Linked DNA regions of Homo sapiens: region 2 is linked to region 1. A link is a loop called in an ENCODE intact Hi-C map of the cell type or tissue named here. Cell type or tissue: ovary. All regions are shown on one strand.

What was found. Peaks named below come from ENCODE experiments on the same cell type or tissue, not always from the same donor. Only the 100,000 strongest peaks of a DNase experiment are listed, where the experiment ranks them.
Region 2: it touches region 1 in a loop (4-fold over the local background); 46 of 110 quality-filtered maps call a loop at or near these places.

What each region holds. Positions count from the first base shown.
Region 1 is chr18:35,351,677-35,359,676 of GRCh38, forward strand. No RefSeq gene overlaps it. Among named protein-coding and RNA genes, the nearest start is that of ZNF24, 11 kb to the left of the region's middle. RefSeq lists enhancers at 3,327-3,847, 4,500-5,032 and a silencer at 3,489-3,668. In ovary, no CTCF peak of the experiment used is centred here; a DNase peak (open chromatin) is centred at 3,605; H3K4me3 peaks cover 236 bases.
Region 2 is chr18:35,002,884-35,010,883 of GRCh38, forward strand. It overlaps a transcript of MAPRE2 not described here. Among named protein-coding and RNA genes, the nearest start is that of MAPRE2, 35 kb to the right of the region's middle. In ovary, a CTCF peak has its summit at 3,307 (motif pointing right); no DNase peak of the experiment used is centred here.

The DNA of each region.
Region 1 (8,000 bases):
TTAGAGAACCAAAAGCCAATTAATCTCTTTTCTTTATAAATTACCCAGTCTCAGGTATTTATTTATAGCAATGTGAGAATGGACTAATACTGAAAATTGGTACTGAGGAGTGGGGCATTGCTATAAAGATACCTGAAAATGTGGAAGCAGCTTTGGAACTGGGTAATGGGAAGAGGTTGGAAGAGATTAGAGGGCTCAGAAGAAGACAGGAAGATGAGGGAAAGTTTGGAAATTTCTAGAGGCTTGTTGAAGTCTTCCTAGAGACTTGTTGACCAAAAGGCCGACAGTGATATGAATAGTGAAGTCCAGGCTGAGGAGGTCTCAGATGAAGATGAGAAACTTATTGGGAAATGGAGTAAAGATCACTTTTGCTATGCTTTAGCAAAGAGCCTGGCTGCATAGTGCCCTGCTCTAGGGATCTGTGAAATTTTGAACTTGAGAATGATGATTTGGGGTATCTGGTGGAAGAGATGTCTAAGCAGCAAAGCATTCATGATGTGGCCTGGCTGCTTCTAACAACCTATGCTCATATGCACGAGCAAATAAATTAGCTGAAAGTGGAACTTACATTTAAAAGGGAAGCAGAGGGTAGAAGTTTGGAAAATTTGTAGCCTGGCAATGTTGTAGAAAAGAAAAGCCCATTTTCATGGGAGGAATTCAAGCAGGCTGCAGAAATTTGCATAAGTATAAAGGAGCCAAGTGCTAATAGCCAAGACAATGGGGAAAAGGCCTGGAAGGCATTTCAGAGACCTTTGTGGTAGCCCCTCCCATCATGGGCCTGGAGGCCTAGGAGGATAGAATGGTTTCCTGGGCCAGGACCAGGGCCCTGCTGCCCTACACAGCGTTGGGACACTGTTCCCTGCATCCCAGCCACTCCAACTCCAGCCACGTCATATAGGGGCCCAGATACAGCTTGGGCCACTGCTCCAGAGAGTGCAAGCCATAAGACTTGGCAGCTTCCACATGGTGTTAAGCCTGTGGGAATGCAGAGTGCAAGAGTTGAGATTTTGGAGCCTCCACCTAGACTTCAGAGGATGTATGGAAAAGCCTGGAGGTCCAGGCAGAGGCTTGTTGCAGGGGTGGATCCCTCATGGAGAACCTGTACTAGGGCAGTGCAAAGGGGAAATGTGGGATTGGAGCCCCCATACAGACTCCCACTGGGGCACTGCTTAGTGGGGGAATGGCAGATCCACCAGCAGCTTGCACCCTGCACTTGGAAAAGCCACAGGCACTCAGTGTCAATCCTTGAGAACAGCTATAGGGGCTGAATCCTGCAAAGCCACAGGGTGGAGCTGTCCAAGGCCTTAGGAGTCTACCCATTGCATCAGCATGCCCTGGGTGTGGGACATGGATTCAACAGAGATTATTTTGGCACTTTAAGATTTAATGATTGCTCTGCTGGATTTGGGGCTTGCACAGCACCTGTAGCCCCTTTCTTTTGGTGGGCTTCTCCCTTTTGGAATAGGAGTATTTACCCTATGCCTATACCTTCATTGTATCTTGGTTGTAACTAGTTATTTTACAGGCTTATAGGTGAAACGGTCTAACCTTGTCTCAAATGAGACTTTGGACTTTTGAGTTAATGCTGGAATGAGTTAAGACTTTGGGGACTGTTGGGAAGACATGGTTGTATTTTGCAGTGTGAGATGGACATGAGATTTGGGAGGGGCCAGGAGCAGAATGATAGAGTTTTGTTCTGTGTCCCTGCCCAAATCTTATGTCAAATTGTGTTCCCCAATATTGGAGGTGGGGCCTGGTGGGAGGTGATTGATTGGATCATGGGGGTGAGTTCTCACGAATGATTTAACACCATCCCCCTTGGTGCTTTTCTTGTGATAGAGTTCTCAAGGGATCTGGTTATTTAAAAGTGTGTAGCACCTCCCCACCTCTCTCTTGCACCTGCTCCAGCCATGTAAGAGGTACCTGCTTCCCCTTCATCTTACACCATGATTGTAAGTTTCCTGAGGCCTCCCCAGAAGCCAAACAGATGCTACCATCATGCTTCCTGTACAGAAATAAATTTCTGTTGTTTAAACCACTCAGCTTATGGTATTTTTGTTATAGGACCCCAAACTCACTAAGACAACGTTATATTTTACAATCTTGCTATACTCCCTTATTATTATTAGGAAGTTTTTTATAGATTCAGTGGGATTTTTTAGGTAGATGTTCAAGTTACCTGCAAATTGGGAGCACTTATTTTTAAAATAAATAGCCTGCATAACTTTCTTTTTTAATTTTTAAAATTAGAGACAGGGTCTCGTTTTGTCACCCAGGCTGCAGTACTATGGCGTGATCATGGCTTACTGCAGCCTCAACCTCCTGGGCTCAAGTGATCCTCCCACCTCAGCTTCCTGAGTAACTGGCACTACAGGTGTTGCTACCACATCTGGCTTTTTAAAAATTTTTGTAGAAATGAGGTCTTGCTATGTTGCCAGGCTGGTCTCAAATTCCTGGCCTTAAGTGATCCTCCTGTCTTGACATCCCAAAGTGCTGGGATTATAGGTGTGAACCACCATGCCAAGCTGTGCATAATTTTCATATCTTGCCTTATTGTACTGGTTAGGACTTCAATTACAATGTTGAATAGGAGTGCAGAGTAGACATCCCTTTTTTTGTTCTCAGTCTTAAGGAGAAAAACATTCGGCCTTTCATAATTAAGTGTTATATTAACTCTAGATTTTTAGTAGATAACCTTTACAAGTTTGAAGAAGCCTCCTTCTATTCTTTTCATAAATGGATGTGAATTTTGTCAAATACTTTTCCTGCATCAATTGATATGACCATGTGGTTTTTCCTGTTGAGACTATTAATATGGTAAATTAGCTTCACTGATTTTTGAGTACTGAGTCAACCTTACAGTTCTGGGATAAACCCTCTTGGTCATGATGTTTTATCCTTTCTATACATTGCTGAATTAAATTTGCTAGTATTTTGTTGAGGAGTTTTGTGCCTACGTCTGTGAAGGATATTGGATTGTAGTTTTCTTGTACTGTCCTTTTTTTGTTTGTCGGTCTTTTACTGTCTGTGTCATTTAGATTCAGTAATTTCTATTGATTTATCACTATTTCCTCTGTCATCTCCGTTTCCCTATTGAACCCATCAGGTGAATATTTTATTTTGATTGTTGTATTTTTCACTTCAAAAATTTCCATTCATTTCCTCTCTATATCTTCCATTTCTTTCCTGATATATATCCTTCCATTCATTCACCCTTACTTTCAAAGCATGGTTATAAAACTTGCCTTAAAGTTTTTTCTGTGAACCCTAATGTCTGTATCATCTAGGTGTTGGCATCACTTGATTTTTTTTTCTCTTGCAAGTGGAGATATTCCTGGTTCTTTCTGTGCCTAGTAATTTTGCATTGTATCCTGCACATTTTCAATATTATGCTGTCAGATCCTGGGCATTATTTAAGTCATAAGGAGAATGTTGATGTTTTTCTTTAACAGTCAACTGCCCTAGTTAGGGTCAGGTTGCAAGTTCTGATCTGCATTGTGTGGGCTGTAGTTCCAATGTCAGTTCAGGTTTCACACATTTCCAGTTCAATTTGGGTCTTTGTGTCTGCCACCCAGTGGCCAATCTGGGGCCTAAGCGGTAGTCTATCTTGTAGCTCAGTTCTCAATGCCTGTGATGTGCCAGTTAGGGTCAGCTTCACACATGCGCAGTTTAGAGGCAAGCAGACAGCGCTCATACAAAACTTTAGGGGATCTCACTTGATCTCCATCTTCTTTGCAATAACTTTATCACTTTTCTGGCTCCCTGGGGTCTGTCTTACCAGTTCTTCAGTTAGAAAGCTGGGGTTTTAGTTTCCTGGTTTAGTTCTGCTGTTTACTTCTCCCAGCTGCATTCCGCATCCTGGTCCAAGCAGCCAGAGGACACAGAGAAAATAAAAGCAATGGGGATTTGCTCCATGCTTCTGGGACCAAAGCAACTCTGTTCAGAACAAAGTGTTCATCTCCCTCTGAGCTTAAAGTGCCTTCCCACAGCCTGGGTGACAGAGTGAGGCCCTGTCTCTAAAATAAATAGATCATTAAATAAATTAATTTAATTAAATGCCTTCCAAAAGACTACTGCCATTGCAATGCTGCTGACGCCAATGCTACTGCCATACTATTCCCTGAAGACTGGGGTAGAAGAGAAGGGAAATAAAGCAAAGAATACTGTATGTGGGATTTTCCCATTCTCTCTGACCCTTAGAATCCCCCTTTCCCACTCCAAACTTTATTAGGGCAGGGATTTTTTTTTAAAGCAGCTTCAATTTGTTTCTTCCAATACTTTTCTTTTTCATTGTGGTAAAATATATGTAACATGAAAATTGATCATTTTAACCATTTTAAGTGTACAATTCCTTAGGCCAGAGACAGAACTCTTATCTTGGAACTTTCTATTCATTTTCGGTGTGCACTTCTGGGTTTCAGGCTGCCTTTGAGTATAAGCAAAGAGATGCCAAGTGGGGAATTTCGTGCGCATCTGTGTGAAGAAACCACCAAACAGACTTTGTGTGAGCAACAAGGCTGTTTCTTTCACCTGGGTGCAGGTGGGCTGAGTCCGAAAAGAGAGTCAGCGAAGGGAGATAGGGGTGGGGCCATTTTATAGGATTTGGGTAGGTAAAGGGAAATTACAGTCAAAGGGGACTTGTTCTCTGGCAGGCAGGTGTGGGGGTCACAAGGTGCTCAGTAGGGGAGCTTTTGAGCCAGGATGAGCCAGGAGAAGGAATTTCACAAGATAATGTCATCAGTTAAGGCAGGAACAGGCCATTTTCACTTCTTTTGTGGTGGAATGTCATCAGTTAAGGCAGGAACTGGCCATCTGGATGTGTACGTGCAGGTCACAGGGGATATGATGGCTTAGCTTGGGCTCAGAGGCCTGACATTCCTGTCTTCTTATATTAATACGAAAAATAAAACTAGATAGCAGTAAAATGTTGAGATGGTGAAAATTTTGGGGGGTGGTATGGAGAGATAATGGGCGATGTTTCTCAGGGCTGCTTCAAGCGGGATTAGGGGCAGCGTGGGAACCTAGAGTGGGAGAGATTAAGCCGAAGGAAGATTTTGTGGTAAGGGGTGATATTGTGAGGTTGTTAGAAGAAACATTTTCGTGTAGAATTATTGGTGATGGCCTGGATACGGTTTTGTATGAATTGAAAAACTAAACGGAATAATAGAAGGAGAAATACAGGTATTAAAGGACTAAGAATTGGGAGGACTTAGGACATCTAATTAGAGAGTGCCTAAAGAGGTTCAGCATAGCCTTGCCAGCAAAGATTATTTATTTACTTTAAGAGTTAAGAGTGGCAGTTTGGGGATAGCACCAGGAGATATCAGCTGTGATGCCTTGGAGAAACAGTGTAAACCGGCAGTGTAAACAAGAGCAGGGCATGTATGAGTAGTTGAGAACGGAGAATAAGAGTATGACTAGACAGAAAATAGTAGGGATGACAAGTTTTTTGGGGCACAGGCCAAGTTGGTCTGGTGTCTGGGATGAGACTGGGGCCTAATAAAAAGGAGCATCTATACAGGAGCTCAAATGGGCTGTACCCTGCAGCATTGTGAGGACAGGCCTGAATTCTGAGAAGGAAAAGTGGTAAAAGTATTGTCCAGTCCTTTTTAAGTTGGTGGCTGAGCTTGATGAAGTGTGTGTTTAAAAGATCTTTAGTCCATTCTACTTTTCCTGAAAACTGAGGACCATAAGGGATATAAAGGTTTCACTGAATACTAAGAGCCTGAAAAAATGCTTCGCTGATTTGACTAATAAAGGTTGGTCTGTTATCAGACTGTATAGAGGTGGGAAGGCTAAACTGAGGAATTATGTCTGACAGAAGGGAAGAAATGACTGCGGTGGCATTCTCAGACCCTGTAGGAAAGGCCTCTACCTATCCAGTGAAAGTATCTACCTAGACTAAGAGGTATTTTAGTCATCTGACTCGGGGCATGTTGAGTAAAGCCAATTTGCCAGTCCTGGGTGGGGACAAATCCTCGAGCTTGATGTGTAGGGAAGGGAGGGGGCCTGAATAATCCCTGAGAAGTAGTAGAATAGCAGATGGAACACTGAGAAGTTACTTCCTTGAGGATAGATTTCCACGATGGAAAGGAAATGAGAGGTTCTAAGAGGCGGGCTAGTGGCTTTTACTATAGCATAGCCTGCCTTTGTTGGTGTGTAGCGATTAGGCCTGGTGGAACTGCCATCAATAAACCAAGTGTGATCAGGGTGAGGAACAGGAAAGAAGGAAATATGGGGAAATGGGGTGAATGTCAGTTGGATCAGAGAGATACAGTTATGGGGGTCAGGTGTAGCATCAGGAATAATGTGGGAGGCCGGACTGAAGTCCGGGCCAGGAAAAATGGTAACTGTGGGAGACTCAACAAAGAGTGAGTACAGCTGAAGGAGCTGGGGAGCAGAAAGTATATGTGTCAGGTGTGAAGAAGAAAATAGATTTTGGAAGTTATGAGAACTGTAGAGAGTGAATTGAGCATAGTTTGTGATTTTAAGGGCCTCTAAAAGTATTAGGGCGGCGGCAGCCACCGCATGCAGAACTTGAGGGCTAGGCAAAACAGTAAGGTCAAGTTGTTTGGATAAAAAGGCTACAGGGCACGGTCTTGGTTCTTGTGTAAGAATTCTGACTGCACAGTCCTGCACTTTGGCTGTGGGTAATGAAAATGGTTGGGATGAGTCAGGGAGAGCTAGGTGGGGGCAGTCTCTAAAGCTGTCTTCAAGGAACGGAAAGAGGAGTGGGGAAAGGATTTAGGATCTATGGGGTCAGCTAGGTTTCCTTTTGTGAATTTATATAGTGGTTTTGTTAGGATGGCAAAACCAGGTATCTAAAGTTGAAAGTATCTAACCATGCCTAGGAAGGAAAGGAATTGTTGTTTTGTAGAAGGTGTTGGGGTTTGAGAGATCAGCTGGACACGATCAGCAGGGAGAGCACGTGTGTTTTTATGAGAATTATGCCGAGATAGGTAACAGATGAGGAAGAAATTTGGGCTTGACTGAAATAATGGGGGCTGTCTGTGAATTCTTGCAGGTAATTTGCTGAGCCTAATGGGTGTCAAGGTCAGTGCAAGTGAAAGTGAAGAGAGGCTGGGATGAAGGGTGCAAAGGAATAGTAAAGAAAGCATGTTTGAGATCCAGAACAGAATAATGGGTTGTGGAGGGAGGTATTGAGGATAGGAGAGTATATGGGTTTGGCACCATGGGGTGGATAGGCAAAACAATTTGGTTGATAAGGCGCAGATCCTGAACTAACCAGTAAGGCTTGTTTGGTTCTAGGACAGGTAAAATGGGGGAATTGTAAGGAGAGTTTCTAGGCTTTAAAAGGCCATGCTGTAACAGGTGAGTGATAACAGGCTTTAATCCTTTTAAAGTGTGCTGTGGGATGGGATATTGGCATTCATCGGGGTAAGGTTGATTAGGTTTTAATGGGATGGTAAGGGGTGCATGATCGGTCACCAAGGAGGGAGTAGAGGTATCATACTTGTGGGTTAAGGTGGGGAGATACAAGGGGAGGATGTGAAGGAGGTTTTGAACTGGGGGAAAAGGTGGCAATGAGGTGTGGCTGTAGTCCAGGCACAGTCAGGGAAGCAGATAATTTAGTTAAAGTGTCTCGGCCTAATAAGGGAACTGGGCAGGTGGGGATAACTAAAAAGGAGTGCTTAAAAGAGTATTGTCTAAGTTGGCACCAGAATTAGGGAGTTTTAAGAGGTTTAGAAGCCTGGCCGTCAATACCTACAACAGTTATGGAGGCAAGGGAAACAGGCCTTTGAAAAGAAGGTAATGTGGAGTGGGTTGCCTCCGTATTAAGAAGGGGATGGACTTACCCTCCACTGTGATAGTTACCCAGAGTGTCTGTGATGGTCCTGTAGGCTTCCAAGGCGATTGGGTAGTGTCAGTCTTCATCTGCTAAGCCGAGAAGATCTGGGAAGGAGTCAGTCAGAGAGCCTTAGGCCAGAGTTCCAGGGGCTCTGGAAGTGGCAGCCAGGTGAGTTGAACGTCGGATTTTC
Region 2 (8,000 bases), 350 kb before region 1:
AGTTTTTAATTTTGATGAAGTCCAATTTACCAATTTTTCCTCTTCCAGATTGTGTTTTTGGTGTCAAGGCTGAGAACAGTTTGCCAGCCCCGATCCTAAAGATTTTCTCCTGTTTTTTGTTTTTTCTATAAGTTTTGTAGTCTTACATTTCACATTTATGCCATGATCCATTTTGAGTTCGTTTTTACGTAAAGTGTGAGACTTGCAGACAATGAGAGCTCTACTCCTGCCAAACACAGCAGGAGCAAGCTTTGCCTCACTCCTATCCCCACAAGCAAAGGCTGCATGGGAAGGCTAGACTTCTATCCTTGCAAGGCTGGGACTTCTTGAGCACCTACCACATGCTAGGTCCTGAACTTATGATGATGGAGTGAAAGCTCTCCAGGTATTTCGAATCTATGTCAAATGACTGCTATTAAGGTATTTTAGTGTGGACATACAGATGAAAGAGAAAGGAGATAGATACTGGTCTGCCAGACTCAATTAAAATCTATCCCTTTCTAGCTGCATGATATTGGGCAAATTGCCCCACTACTCTGAGCCTCTGTTTCTTCATTTATAATAAGATAGTTTTGAGGATTAAATTAGATAAAATATGTGAAATGACTGGTGCATAAGGTGTTCAATAAATAATGTCATTCTTCTCCAAACTGATCCATTGCGGCTGCTGGAAAACCTAGCAATGGACCGTTGTCAGAAAATAGAAAAAGGCCAATTGTATACAGACAATTCTGAATTTTCTAAGGGCTAATTATCTGCTTTATAGATAAACTAGAAACCTTATGTTCCTGCTTCGTAGCTTGGTGGCCAGTGGCTTGCACAGCTACTGGGTACTATTAAATAAAGTAGATAAATGAAAATTTCATTCTGATTCAGTTGAACTTTCTGGAAAATTGAAGGACTTAAGAATAGAAACTGACATGGATGGGAACCAATATTGTTAAAATCTGAATTTAGGTTTATCAACTATCATTCAGTTGTAGAAAGATATAACGTATTCGTAAAATTAAATTCTGCTGCAAAATATGTAAGGAAATTCAACTTATTGTATCTGAAGGAAAAAACTTAGATTGTAGTCAATATATCTTAATTTAGTTATTGACACTATGTACACCATTCATGTTAAGTTTTCTGATTTTTAAACAAGCCCAAGTTTATTAATTATTTTTGAGATCCTTCACTGAGTAGTATAACAATTCAGTTGTCACCTTTACTTTTATTCTCTTGACTCTTGCCATTTTGTTTTTCACCTTTTTTTAACTAAACATCTCCTTTTTCCCTTAGAGAAAAACTATAAAATGCCACCTCCTCCCTTTTAATTAAAAAAAATAATAATTCTACCAGCAACATCTCCAGACCTGTGTCTCGGAATAATCACATCATGTTGGATCTATCACAAATATTTTATTTTTACACAATGATTTTAAGCTAAATAAACACCAAGTCATTTCTGAAATGGTCATAGAAAACACAGAAGAGCAATGTAGGGCTTAGGTGGAAAGTGGGGAAGAGAGTTAAGGCTCATATGTATATGCAAGTCAGGTCATTCATAGCAGCATCCAGTTGAAACATAGCAACCTCCTCCGTAACCGTTCATCCCCCAAACACTTGATTCTCAAAGCAAACTCAGACTCCTCCATTTCTTAGCCTCCAGAATTGGATTTGTCCCTCATCAGTTTACTGTCTTACTGCCTCATTTAGTCAAAGCATATTTTGAAAATAAATAGGTAATTCATATAAAGAAAGTCAATTGGCTGTGCACGGTGGCTTACGCCTGTAATCCCAGCACTTTGGGAAGCCAAGGCAGGCGGATCGCGAGGTCAGGAGATCGAGACCACCCTGGCTAACACGGTGAAACACCGTCTCTACTAAAAATACAGAAAAATTAGCCGGGCATGGTGGCGGGCGCCTGTAGTCCCAGCTACTCGGGAGGCTGAGGAAGGAGAATGGCGTGAGCCCAGGAGGCAGAGCCTGCAGTGAGCCGAGATCGCGCCACTGCACTCCAGCCTGGGCGACAGAGCGAGACTCCATCTCCAAAAAAAAAAAAAAAGAAAAGAAAGTAAATTACTAAATTACTGCTTATTGGTATGTACATTTTAAAGTCGTTTATAATGCTTATCCTGTTGAAATTAAAAATCTTTTTGACTAGAAAAAGCCTGTGTTGATACTAAATATAAAACCTGGTTAAACCTAAGTTTGGGGAATTCAGTACTTTAATTGATGTTGGTATTTGATACCCCACTAGAGGCACTGCTCCTTGGGGTTATCCGCCGACATGATTCCCGTCACATCAGACTATCAGGGCAGGGGAAAAACAAAAGAAAAAATATTTTCATAGGACTGACATTATACTAAATTTTTATCAACTATTAATCAATATAAGAATTGATCTAATAATATATATTGAGAGTATAATTCTATTGTCTGGCTGACTTAATCACTTTCATATGGTAAGATTGATTGACTTTTGGATATTTGGCGTGTATTTTTTCTTTAATTTTTTCCATTGCTGGCCACACCCACTAAACTAAATTATAACTCTTTGCTTCCATATTTTCATCATATTAAATGCTTGCACTCTTTTTTTCTTCCATTTTTACTATCCCAGTGTCCTGTTTCCCAGAGGAACAGTTCATTTCAACAGCCAGGGAGAAAGCCTGGATGCTCAAGGTAAGGTTTATATAAATTACGTTGCATGACTCCTTGCTTAAAAATTAATTTAAAGTGAGTAGTAATATTGTCATTGTAACAAATTTATTTTCAAAATTCCAGTACACAATTAAAGCCGATATTTGAGTAAATATGCTCTTTTAAAACACTATTTTTCAAATCAAATTCCATTTCCCAAGTGTACGAAGGGCTAATTAATTGCTATTAGTAATTCCTCCAAAAATGGTCAAGCCAATTAATTAAAGTTTAATTTTGAAAAATCTTATGATAGGTGGGGAGGGTAGAATATCAAGATATGGTCAAAATGAACTCATGACATCGCTATTTATAAATAAATGATTTTTATTTGATATTGTTAAGAATCAAGAAAGCCACTCTGTTGGCTTTGAGAGGCAGAAAGAGAGACAGAGTGAGAGCGTGCGAGCGTGCGAGCATGTCTGTGACAGAGATGACGAACCTGGAAAGCCTCATTTTTTTCTGTCTGGGATTTGTCTTTGAGATGCAATCATTTTGACCTTCAGTTATTTCGAACTATTACTCTAAGTCTCTGTAAGTAATGTCTTCAAGAGTCACCTCCAGGAGCCCTTAGAACAAAGGAACAATTAACTGAAATTCCACCAGATGGCAATGTTTGGAAAGCCATTCAGAGAGGTCCCAAGCTACAAGCTATTATTGTTCACACAGAATAGTCTCACAAAGTGTGGTGTAACATCCTATATTTCATCAAAGGTACTCTAAACATCTTTTATTTTACTCCTATTTCTCCACAGCATCAAACATTTTTACTTAAAAAAAAAGTGTGTGGGGACGTATGTGTTTTCTTCTTTCAAAAAAAAATTCTGGAATGATAAAATTAGAAACCTCATTCTTGAATAGTAATTCTCTAAACAGTAATGGTGACTATTAAAAGCTCAAATCATGAATAATATACCATATTTGTTTTGGGGCCTCATTGTAATAAATGCTATGACTGGTGGTCACTTTTTAAATATTTGAGAAGAGAAACTGAAATTCTTCCACTTAATAGCATTTTAAGAAGTTGTCTTGATATTAAAATTTGCAGGTATAAAATTCACTGTATTGACTTGGAACAATTAGTTTATTTAGTGTGGAAGAATAGATGTTTTCTCCTGTTGCTCTAGTGAAAGTGGAAATATGGAGCACTTTTGTAGGCTGAGGTGAGCACATTACCAGAGGTTAGGAGTTAAAGACCACTCTGGCCAACATGGCAAAACCCTGTCTCTACTAAAAATATAAAAACTAGCTGGGCATTGTGGTGCATACCTGTAATACCAGCTACTCGGGTGGCTGAGGCACAAGAATCACTTGAACCCAGGAGGCAGAGGTTGCAGTGAGCCAAGATCGTGCCACTGCACTCCAGCTTGGGTGACAGAGCAAGACTCCATCTAAAACAAGCAAACAAAGTGGAGATATGGTACCCTGCATGATGTTCCAACAGCTGGAATATTCAGGGGCCAGAGCAGGCTCTAGGACAGAGTTGGGACAGGGCTCAGTGGAAAGGTACCTGAGGGCATTAGAAATAGGAAGAACCAGGAAGAGAAACCACCTAAGCTTTCTGTGTCTATAGCTGCGGATCATAAGTGCCCTTTGAAAACTGATCTTGTACTGCTAGCCCTTATAGTAGGTGGTCCATATGTCGGGTCTGTATGAGGCAATCCTGGTTCAAGTCTGTGTTCCTGGAAAATAGTCTAGTTAGCACTGCCTTTCACCCTCAAAACGTTTCATTTTGGATGATAAATTATATGATCATCCTATCTTCCAGGCTGGTGAAGAAAAAGTAACAGGAAAAGGTGGCCCACTATCTAAATAGGGTGTTGCTTTCTAAATCTCCTTATATATGGGGGTATGGGACAAATGTGTTTTTAAAGAGCCAAATTGTAAATATTTTTTGCCTTGCTGGTCATACAAGTCTCAGTCTAAACTGTTCAACTCATTGTAGTGTGAAAACAGACAAAGATAACACATAAAGAGATGGCCTTGGCTGTGTTCAGTAAAGCTATTTACAAAAACAGGCAATGGACTATACTTGGCCTGCAGGCCATCATTTGCGCATCCATGATAGATAACAGAGATGGGTTAAGTTGGTAGGAGATGGCAGAGAACCAAAGAGAGAACCATCATTAGTCCCTCTCCCTTCTCTCTATATCCCTTCTGGGTTGCACCCTCCTTTATTTAACCCTTTCAGGAACTAGTACAGTTGACCCTTGAACAACATGGGTTTGAACTGCACGGGCTTACTTATAAGTGATTTTTTTTTTTCAATAAATGCAGTCAAACTTCCATATCCGTGGATTCCAGATCCGCAACCAAAAGTAAACTGAAAATACAGTATTCATCGGTATATGAAGCCAAAGGCAGCCAGCTTTTCATATTGCTGGATTCAGTGGGCCAACTGGGGGACTTGAGCATGAATGGATTCTTGTGGGGGAAGGAAGGTTCTGAAACCAATCCCCTAGGGAAAGCTGTATTGATCATTTCCTTGAATGAGTAATCCTATCTGCTATTAAGTGGTTCCTGAGATTCCTTTACTGGGTGTCACTTCTTGTTTCTCATCCAAATCTGTTCCTGCACCACACACAACATGCTTGTACTTTATACCTCATGATGTATAAGACTCAGGTGACACCTGAGTCTTAGTGTTAAATACTGAAGCAATAGCTCATTAGTAGGCAATTTAATTTTATGCTTTGATCCTCACTAAATAGTTATCTTTGGGAAATATAATCAGTCACGTTAAGGAAAAGTTCATGTCGACTATACCAAATTTTTTATTATATTAATGAAAAGTAACATAATACACTTAAAGAAAACCTAGAGGAGAAAATCACCCATAACAACACCATCCTAAAATAACTATTTTTCCATTTTTGCATATTTGGTCTTCTCACGGGCATTCCTAATTTTCCACAGTGCATATCATAATGAGTGTGAACTTTGTATTTTACCTACTGTGAGTCACAGCATCTTTTACTTTCATGGGTCATCAGAACTATTATTGGAATTGCAGTATAATGTTATATCAACATGCCATAGTATGTGCTTTAATTCTTACTATCTTCCCATTTTCACTATAAAAAATGCTATGCTAAATTTTTATACAGATCTTGTTGTTGGTTTGGTTTCGTTTGGTTTGTGTCTATTCATCTATTTTCTAAGGTCACAATCCCAGAAGTGGGATTATCTGTCAAGGACAGACCATTTTTATGACTTTTAATCTAGTTTACTATATTTTTCCCAGAGATTTGGAATAATTTACAAACATTTATAGTTTTAGGGTACTAGTTTCACCATAACATTTTCAGAAAGCATTTAATTTATTCAATAGTATTTACTGAATGATTACTAACTGTAAAGCACTGTGCTGAGTGTTTTGGGGTGTGTGTGTGTGTGCATGCACGTGTGTGTGTGTACATATATATATATGAATGATGTGCTCATTCTACATTTATTTTGTGCCTACTATCAGCTAGGTATTGTAGTTTTTCAATAGTGAGCAAGAGATAGCTTCTATCTCAGAGCATTTGACTTTACTGGGGAACTAAGATATATGTAAACGACTTTAGTAAGAAAATAAGATGCACCATAGGAGAAATACAGTTACAGTATAATGGGAGTTTGGGGAGGGGGAGGTAGAGATGACATCTGAGCTGAGCCATGAAGGTGAGTTGGTGTGGAATACTCAGGGATGGTGAGATTAGCTATTCATTCCATAAACATGTATTGATCACCAACTCTGTGCCAAGTTTTATGGTAAAAGCTAGGGATATAGAGGTGACCAAGGCAGAGCTCTTAAAGCATACTATCTAATAGTGTAAAGAATATTTTTTAAAAAATCATTATAAGGGTGATAAGCAGGCTAGCTTGCCTGGCAGAAGATACACAAGGTTAGGGATGAATGCGAGTTTCCCCTGGAATGAAACTTTTCCATGGCTTCTCTTTTGTAAGGCACAGCCTTCATCATCAGTTATTGTGTCAGAATCTGTGGGAACATCTGCTTCTGGAAGCTTGAAGTTTCTTGTAATTGCACTTGTACTGACCAACATTCCAATTAAAGTTGGCCTGCATTGACAGTCCCCTAAATGAGTACATTTACTGAGAATGCACGGAGGATAGGCCTGGGATCGGTGAGACCTACAACTTGGCCCTCACCAGATGATGATGGAAGTAAATCACTAAAAATTGTGGGTTTCATTTGTGTTTTGTCTTTAAAACAGCTGGAAGGAACCTCACTGATAATCTAATCCAACATCTCATTTTACAGATGAACATTCTTGAGTGAGGAGAGTTTGAGTGACTTTTCTAGGGTTAGACAGTGGCATTACCACAGCACCAGAACCTTCACTTCTGATTCTTCTTGTTCTATGGTCACTGCTTTAATTAGCCCTGCCTCATCTAAACCATAGAGGTAGTAAGAATTAGGACTAGATTAACCTAAGCATCCCTTGTATAATAAAAGCAATAAGATAAATTTTACCCATCTCACACCACAGTAACAATTTTTTAATTTACAATTTTTAATTAAAATTTTAATTTAGACCATGGTAGGTCACGCCTGTAATCCCAACACTTTTGGAGGCTGACACTGGAGGATCACTTGAGGCCAGGGGTTCAAGACCAGCCTGGGCAATATAGCAAGACCTCATCTCTCTACAAAAAAAATAAATAAATAAAAATTAAAAACAATTAGCCAGTGTGGTGGCCCATGTCTGTAGTTGCAGCTATTCAGGAGGCTGAAGCAGGCAGATCCCTTGAATCCAAGAGTTCAAGGCTACAGTGAGCCGTGATTGTACCACTGCATACCAGCTTGTGAGCTGGACAAATAGCTTGACCTCACTAAGCTCCACTCTCATCTTCAAAGTAGAGATGTAATACATCTTGTTTGTTGTGAGAATAATTAGAGGTAACATAATTGTTGGGTGCATCATGGACACTCAGAAAATATTGAAATATTGATTTTCTTTCCCCTTCCCTCCTAGAGCTACAGGTTCTTCATGGGATTCCTTTTGTTTATTCATCAAGTTGCCTTATAAGACTTCTGAGAATTAAATGATGGAATAAGGGTACATTTATAAACTGTGGTGCAGAGATTAACGTTCTCATTTCTGAGTTTTACTTAACTAGGCTTAAGTAGAGGTTTAGAGATTTTCTTTATGGTTCCTTTTCCTCCTTTTCTTCAGTAGCTTATCTTACATGTTCTATGGATGTGTTGGTAAGACTTAAGAATTCACTTGTTTTCTCTGTGTTTTACCTTAAAATAATGTGTCAAATAAATATAGAGAGGTAGATGGTTAGATAAAGAAAATATGGCT